3 separate regions of the Homo sapiens genome follow, and all the other regions are linked to region 1. A link is a loop called in an ENCODE intact Hi-C map of the cell type or tissue named here. Cell type or tissue: mammary epithelial cell. All regions are shown on one strand. Region 1 has its middle 20 kb from the start of CLDN17. Region 2 has its middle 94 kb from the start of CLDN17. Region 3 has its middle 12 kb from the start of CLDN8.

Region 1 (2,500 bases):
TTATTAAGGAGCACAACCCTAATCTTAATAGCGTTTCAATTGATAAACAATTCCAATCACACTCACTACCACAGAAAATCTGTGAAGGGGCTCCAACGAATGCCTCTGTGAGCCTTGGCCAGGAGCCCCTTCTGGGGCTGCACCCTCGGGGAAGAACTCCTTAATTCAGGCAGATGAAGTTTTGCATTAGAGATACTCTTCATTGCCACAGTCTATTTTTAGGTGTTTTTTAACTTTCTTGTGATTTCATTATTTTTCACGCAGTTTTTCAGGGTGGAAATTGGAGATTTCCTCAGTAAAACATTATTGAGTTACTGAAGTGACAATGTAAGCAAATCTTTTTTATAGCCTAAATATGACGGGAATTAGACTAGATAAATATGGAACAACTGTAATAAACACAAAGATAAATTGTTTCCCTTAGCGCTCAAATTTCATAAAAATAATAGTTGTGAAGAACAAACAGGAACTTTCCTTTATCTTCACCTCATTTTCTGAGTTCACAACACTGAGAAAAATCATGAACTAAAACATAAACCATTTGATGAAAACACCATAAATTAAAACATGAACTATAGAAACGTTAACTGTGAGTAAAAATCTGAACTATTTGGTGACAGAGCAGGAGCATCGCCATCTTGGACAAGCCCCTCATTCTAAAGTTCACCTTAATAAAAAACGTCTGAATCCAAAGGGCATCAGCCCAATGGCTAAGATCAGCACGACCATAAACCACAAATAACATCTCCAACCAGAAAGATTCCAAACTCCTTCCGGATCAGAGGCATGGAGCCCCAAGATAACCCGCATCGGGCAAGGAAGATGCCAGTCTCAAGATAACTTTGCTCTGGCGGAAAGATGGCTGCCCCAAGGTAAGCTCGCCTCCTCCCAGAGACATTCCAACCCCGCCAGAAAACTTCTCCCTCAAACAGGAACATTCCAAACTTCTGATAAGGCTCCTCGCCCTTAAACCAATATATGCTCTTAGTCTGTCAGAGAAAGCGCTCCTGACTGAAATCGGCCAGGAGTGCCTCTCAGGTTTTAATTAAGGAAAACCTGTCTTTAACCGCCAGCCACGTTTCGTGTTTCTTTCCTCTTTCTTTAACTTTTAATTTGGTATATTCCTCCTAGTAAATACCTGTGCCAGTGGAATTTGCCTCAACCAAGAATAATAGCTATACTGGAACATCTTAATTGCATGGTTGGCTACAGTTCAAACTTCCTGGTGTGCATGATGCAAGCCATCCCTCGGGCGATCATGGTTTCCTGATTAACCTGGGAAATGAACGCAGATGACTTAATAGATAATTGACTTTTTGTGGAAGGCCCAAAGCCAGAGGGAAGCAGCTGTCCCACCCAGGTGTTTCAGAATATCTTTGGGTGACTCCAACTACCTTTTGCCAAAGGTTTTCTCTTATGTGCACTACCGAGCATATTAAGGAGACTATGTCATCTGTTTTAATTTGTTGGGATTGAGTGTGAGACTGCTTCAAACTATCTACAGATATGTTACATATGTTCATAAAGTCGTACATTCATAATATAAACCAAAAACCTAACTTCTGCTTAAAACACTGGAAGTGATCATTTTAAACATAATGAAAGTTTTCCACTTGAATTAACTACTTTTCATATATTTTTATTACCTTCCTAACATTTTACCTAATTATTTTTGATTTTCAGAATTACTTGAATTTACAAGATTAAAAATAATGCCAAACATCATTGATTAATTAGAGTTATATTTTTTAATCATAAACCCACTTTTTGGTATTTTTCAATAAAAGAAATTTTTAAATATTAAATATTTACAATATTAATTGTTAAAAATTAAAATGATGTTTACTTACTGAAAAATTTTAACAAAGTCATTTGGCCGGGCGCTGTGGCTCAAGCCTGTAATCCCAGCACTTTGGGAGGCCGAGACGGGGGGATCACGAGGTCAGGAGATCGAGAGCATCCTGGCTAACACGGTAAAACCCCGTCTCTACTAAAAATACAAAAAATTAGCTGGGCGTGGTGGAGGGTGCCTGTAGTCCCAGTTACTCGGGAGGCTGAGGCAGGAGAATGGCATGAATCTGGGAGGCGGAGCTTGCAGTGAGCTGAGATCAAACCACTGCACTCCAGCCTGGGTGACAGAGCAAGACTCTGTCTCAAAAAAAAAAAAAAAAAAAAAAAGAAAAAGTCATTTATGGTAATTATACTATTGAAACATCTCATATGTCCAACTAACTGGTATAAACCTTAACCAAAAATACAAATTAATTTAGAAAGGTATTAGCAAGTAGCTGGCACAAGCGTTGCTCTAAGTAGAAAAATGTTTTCAAATTCTGGAACCTGCTCTGTAAAAATAGTGTGTAAGAGGATTCATTCATATAATTTAACAGTATTTGATGAAATCTGTGTTTATGCTGTGTTGGCTTTTTACTTCCTCTTCAAAAAACTCAAAGAAGGAATTTTCAAGAAGTAACATAACTTCCTGATGGGATTCTACTTTGAA
Region 2 (2,500 bases), 74 kb after region 1:
TGTAAATTATATAATTAACCTATGATCAACCTATTGCTCCCTTTTAGACCAAACTTATTGTATCAGTAAACCATAAGAAAAAAATAGATGTTCTGTAAAAACATTTACTCAGAAGCCATTACTTCTTATTTAAGGGAAATGTATAATAGCTCTTAAATATTGACTCTTAAGACTTTTTGACCCTACATTTCTTATATGTCCAAGATACAGAAGCAAATTTTATGAGTGTTTTTTCTATACTGGTCATTATATCAGAATTGGAAAGTGAGATGGTAAGAGAATCTAGTTACAGAAACATAATATCAATAACTTTGCTCATTTTAAAATTCAAGAATCCCACTAGAAAGATTTGGGCTCCCAAAATGAAGGCATAGTGCTATAGTCTGAATGTTTGTACCCTCTAAAATTCATGGGCTGAAATTCTAACCCTCATGGTGATGGTTTTAAGAGGTGGGTTTTTGAGAGATGATTATGTAATGAAGGTGGAGCCCTCACGCATGGTATTAGTGTCCTTATTAAATGAGGCTCAAGGGAGGTTGTTTGCCTCTTCCATCATATGAGGATGGAGCAAGGAGATGCCTTCTATGAACCAAGAAGCGAGCCTTCACTTGATAATGAATCTTCCAGTGCCTTCATCTTGCACTTGTCAGACTGTGGACTGTGAGAATAAATTTCTCTTGTTTATAAGCCACCCAGTCTATGGTATTTTGTTATAACAACTAGAATGAGCTAAAACATATAGTCTGCTAATGCTTTTTATGTCTCAGTTCTGTTTCTATGAAAATGTTAACTCACGCTATCTTGCTCTCAACCTGTACATCCTAGTATTATTTAAAAGGATCATCAATACACATATTGGTATAAAAGGCCTGAGGATGAACAAGCTCTGAGAGACGGGACAGGGGAATAGAAGTGTCACTGCCCATGGTGTATGAAGATGGCACTATCCACTAACAAAGGCAGTGCCACCTGATAGCTTCAAGTTGTGTGATTTGGCAGCAGACTTGAGCCATATGCCTGGGACTGGATTGTACACTACTGCCGGGTTTCCGCTATCACTAGCCGAGTATATCCTTTCCCTTATGGGAAAAGCCCTCCTTTTCATACCTGGCATTAATATTATTAATTCTATTTGTTTACTGATGAATATTTTCAGGCTAAGTGAAGCTCCTTGCCTTCCAAAAATGAAGAACAAACATTTTGGATTCTCTGATTAAGTGACCAAGAAATTTAACCCTTTCAGCTACATCACACAGATAACTTCCTTATTCTGTCTTAATAGTCAAGACAAATATTTTGACAAGGATGGAAACAGGCTAAATGGTAACAAAACCAGGAATTCTCTGAAGACTCTTATAAACCAGAATAACTAAAACATCAGAAATGTAAATCCTGGTAGTAAAGAATCTGTTCTAGTTTAGACCAAGTTACATGTGCATGATAATTCCTAGACCATCGAATACTAAAATGTGGACTCATTGGAGAAGTGAATCAGCAGCAACTTGCAGCACTGGGACTTGAGGGCGTCACCAGGCTTGGTTCACCACGGTGCCACCCTCTGGCCTTTTCAATGTATGCAGTCTTCAGCAAGCATTTCCTTGAGAACCTGCAACGAAATTAGCATGTGCTAAACACAGGGAAGGCACATATGAAAGGATTTACTCCTGTTCTTTGAGAAAGGCATACAGAGCTTTAAGGTCTATTAGCATCTTGAGGTATCAAAATAAGCAAGTGGCCAGTAAAAAATGTAAATAAAAGAGGATGGGTAAAGGGAAGAAAAAGGAAGGGAAAGAGCAAGGAAGATAATGCACTAATTAGTGAGGTAAGGTATGTATTAAAGACAGTAAATAATAAGCCAAAACAACATAGGAAAAAATAGGGTAGTATCAAATGAAGCATGGTAAGACTGGTAGACGTTTGGGATCATGGCCTAGTGAGTCAAGAGACTGCCTGATTCTGGTTACACAAGACATATTGGATAAATATATGCAACTTTTGAAAGAAAACGTGTTCATTTGTGGTGTTTGGAACTTGTCCTCTGTTTTCTTTTTGTCTCTCCTGTTCGGCCCACCCTTTCTTACTTACAGAGCATCCTTGTTACTCAGCATCCCAACGTCTTCCCACGATCACGTGCTTCATTAAGCAGCCGTGACCATCTCTTCTTGCTCCTCAGTGCTCAGTTTAATAATGAGCACATGAGAAATTCTGCTCATTAAAGAAATAGAGAAGAATGCTGGAGGCTTCTTGGAAAGATGGCTTGCCTGCCCCCATCTCCCATAAAAACAACACTGGAGAAAGGCACGTCTCTTCTTTTCCTGGAATTTCTCAGGTTTTCACATGAGCAATGGACCTGCAGCAGAAATCACAAGGGGAGCTCCCCTGCAGAGAGAGCCAATCCACGAAGTATGGCAAGAGTATAAGGACAGCACGGTGAAACCCCGTCTCTACTAAAAATACAAAAATTTAGCCAGGCATGGTGGCGGGCGTCTCTAGTCCCAGC
Region 3 (2,500 bases), 81 kb before region 1:
TGTATGGTCACTATAAAATACATTGCTATTGTGAGAACAATTCTATTTGGAATAGACCAGATCCTAAGCGAGAGTATTATGTATATCAATCTTACCATATTTTAAAATTTAATTGTGGCAGAAAATACCAGAAATTTCTTTTTATTAGTTTAGTTTCAAATTTGCCATGTGAATTTCTAATTATTTTAATGTTTGTACATTGATGGCAAGCTTAAACATAGTTCTTAAATCTTTTCCAAGACTGGGTACTTTGTATCTCCAGCTACGTGACAAATTCCAGCAAAAGAGCTTATGAGGTTTGGGTTTTTTTTTTTTTTTTTTTTTTTTTTTTGCTATCTAGCTGAGTTTATTTACTTATTTACTTTTTTATTTTTTTTAGAGACAGGGTCTTGCTTTGTCATCCAGGCTGGAGTGCAGTGGTGCAACCATAGCTCACTACAGCATTGACTTCCCAGGCTCATGCGATCCACCCATTTCAGCCTCCTGAGTAGCTGGGACTATAGGTGCACATCCCCATGCCCCACTAAGTTTTCTATCTTTTGTGGAGACAGGGTTGCGCCATGTTGCCCAGGCTGGTCTCAGACTCTTGGGCCCAAGCAATTCTCCTGCTTTGGCCTCCCAAAGTGCTGGGATTATGGGTGGGAGCCGTTGCGTCCACCCTACTTATTTTTAATAGGTGATTGACATCATCCTGTTATCATAAGGTGAAAGTAGCCATATATATGTTCTTATAGGGCAAATTTCTTCCCAGGGCTTGATATTTTTTAAACTTGGGGCAGAGCCATTATTTCTCAAGTTGGTATATACAAGGGAGCAATGCTGCAAAGTGCTTGTAATTGAAATGCTCAAGAATCCTATGTTTGACTCAAGGGCCAACATCTTCTATTTACATTTATATTATAACATGGGACATAGACAAAACTGTTTCCAATCAGGGCAGAGATCCCAGAAATCTGTTGTAACTACATATGTAGTTATTCAGATTTATCCCCAACTTGTTCACAGACCTTTAATGGGGGAAAGGCAGTCTTGATTAATTTACATCCCTGATACATAATATTTGAGAGGAGACTTTTAAAAAATCACTGGTTTGGATTGTATTATTCATTCAACATATGCTAGGTTTTCTTTTCTGTTCAAGCCTGAGTAGTCTGGATCCCTTTAAAATGTGTCTCTGTCATGGGCAGTTGTGCAATATTCAAAGAAGCACACTGAAGATAAAGATGAGTCACAGGGCATATCTCCAGCTACTAGCCTGACCCACACTTGATATTGGCTTGCTTCCTAAGCACTGGTAAAACCGGGGAAACAAGAGAAAGCATGCAATGTGCTGCCACAGGTCAATAGGGGTTTTGTCTGACTAACAGCCTTATTAAAATAGAATCTCTGTTATGGGAAAAGTGAATCTATGGAGACCAGTTTCGCTATGTCCACTTCCTTGTTTTGGAGGTTATTAAGCTGTGGGAAAATCAGGATGGGGGACTCATTCACTGTCATCTCTCCAGCAGACAGGCTGTGTTCTGTTACAGAACGTGTGCATGTACCAGCTAATCTCCTTTTCTCATACTTAACTGCACTTCAAGTCCGCACAAAAATTTTATGAGTAGTTGGTAAATAATTAAGATTACCTTTTAAAATTAAGACGGTTTTAGAAATCAGATTTGCATTTTTCTGAAGAGACTTACAAACTCTTCTAGGTAATTTACAGATAAATTACAGGTGTTTAGGAAAGTTCTAGAAGTTGATAGTGAATAGCTCTAACTGATTTCTCCACCACTGTATGTAACATGCAGAACTGACCTGCCATGGTTTGGGTCAACCAGTACAACATAATATTACTGATTACAATGTTTACTTGCACAGTTCCTTTATCCAAGGAGATCTAAGTCCTTCACAGGGCCATTAATTCTTATAACATTCCATGGAAGCAGCAGGTTCTGCTCTCCTGTTGTTGACTGAGGATCTGAAACATGGCTGGGTTCAGTGCCCATTCAAATAAGGAGCTTTCCTGATGGCAATTGATATCTAGAGGTCACTGGTTTTTGACACATGGAAACTGGCCAACCTTGAGCCAAATTTGTCCCACATGTTTTGTTCAAACCCCATACTAGTGGCAACATTAAACAAAGAAGGGTTTAAAAAAATACAGATTTCTGACTTGTTAAGAATGGAAAGATCCAGTAACACTAGAGTCCACTCCCATGAGGCCAAAATCAACTGCATTTGTGTAGCTTTTGCTTCATTTAGAGGAACAAACACAATTTTTACCTGTCCTGCTTTACGTTTTTCTCTTTCCTCCCTAGTCCCTGCAGGCATTTGTGTTTGGAACAGCTTGTCACAAATCTTGTGATTTTTATGCTCAACTGAAAGGCTGGTTCTAAATGGCAGTCAGGCCTGAAGCAACTGTTCTCCCCTGATTAGCCTGCAAGCTCCTTGAGGGAGGAACTGTGCCTTCTTCGTGGTTTGGTCTCCAGTACATTTTTTTTATTTTTTGAGATGG

Evidence for each region. A loop is a pair of places that touch in the nucleus more often than their neighbours do. Peaks named below come from ENCODE experiments on the same cell type or tissue, not always from the same donor. Only the 100,000 strongest peaks of a DNase experiment are listed, where the experiment ranks them.
Region 2: a loop joins it to region 1, with 8 times the contacts of the local background. A loop is called at or near these places in 2 of 110 quality-filtered maps.
Region 3: it touches region 1 in a loop (3.0-fold over the local background); 2 of 110 quality-filtered maps call a loop at or near these places.

The regions. Positions count from the first base shown.
Region 1 is chr21:30,145,546-30,148,045 of GRCh38, reverse strand. No RefSeq gene overlaps it. Among named protein-coding and RNA genes, the nearest start is that of CLDN17, 20 kb to the left of the region's middle. In mammary epithelial cell, no CTCF peak of the experiment used is centred here; a DNase peak (open chromatin) is centred at 1,225; H3K27ac peaks cover 2,141 bases.
Region 2 is chr21:30,071,749-30,074,248 of GRCh38, reverse strand. No RefSeq gene overlaps it. Among named protein-coding and RNA genes, the nearest start is that of CLDN17, 94 kb to the left of the region's middle. In mammary epithelial cell, a CTCF peak has its summit at 1,559 (motif pointing left); a DNase peak (open chromatin) is centred at 1,518.
Region 3 is chr21:30,226,670-30,229,169 of GRCh38, reverse strand. No RefSeq gene overlaps it. Among named protein-coding and RNA genes, the nearest start is that of CLDN8, 12 kb to the right of the region's middle. In mammary epithelial cell, no CTCF peak of the experiment used is centred here; a DNase peak (open chromatin) is centred at 1,319; H3K27ac peaks cover 1,802 bases.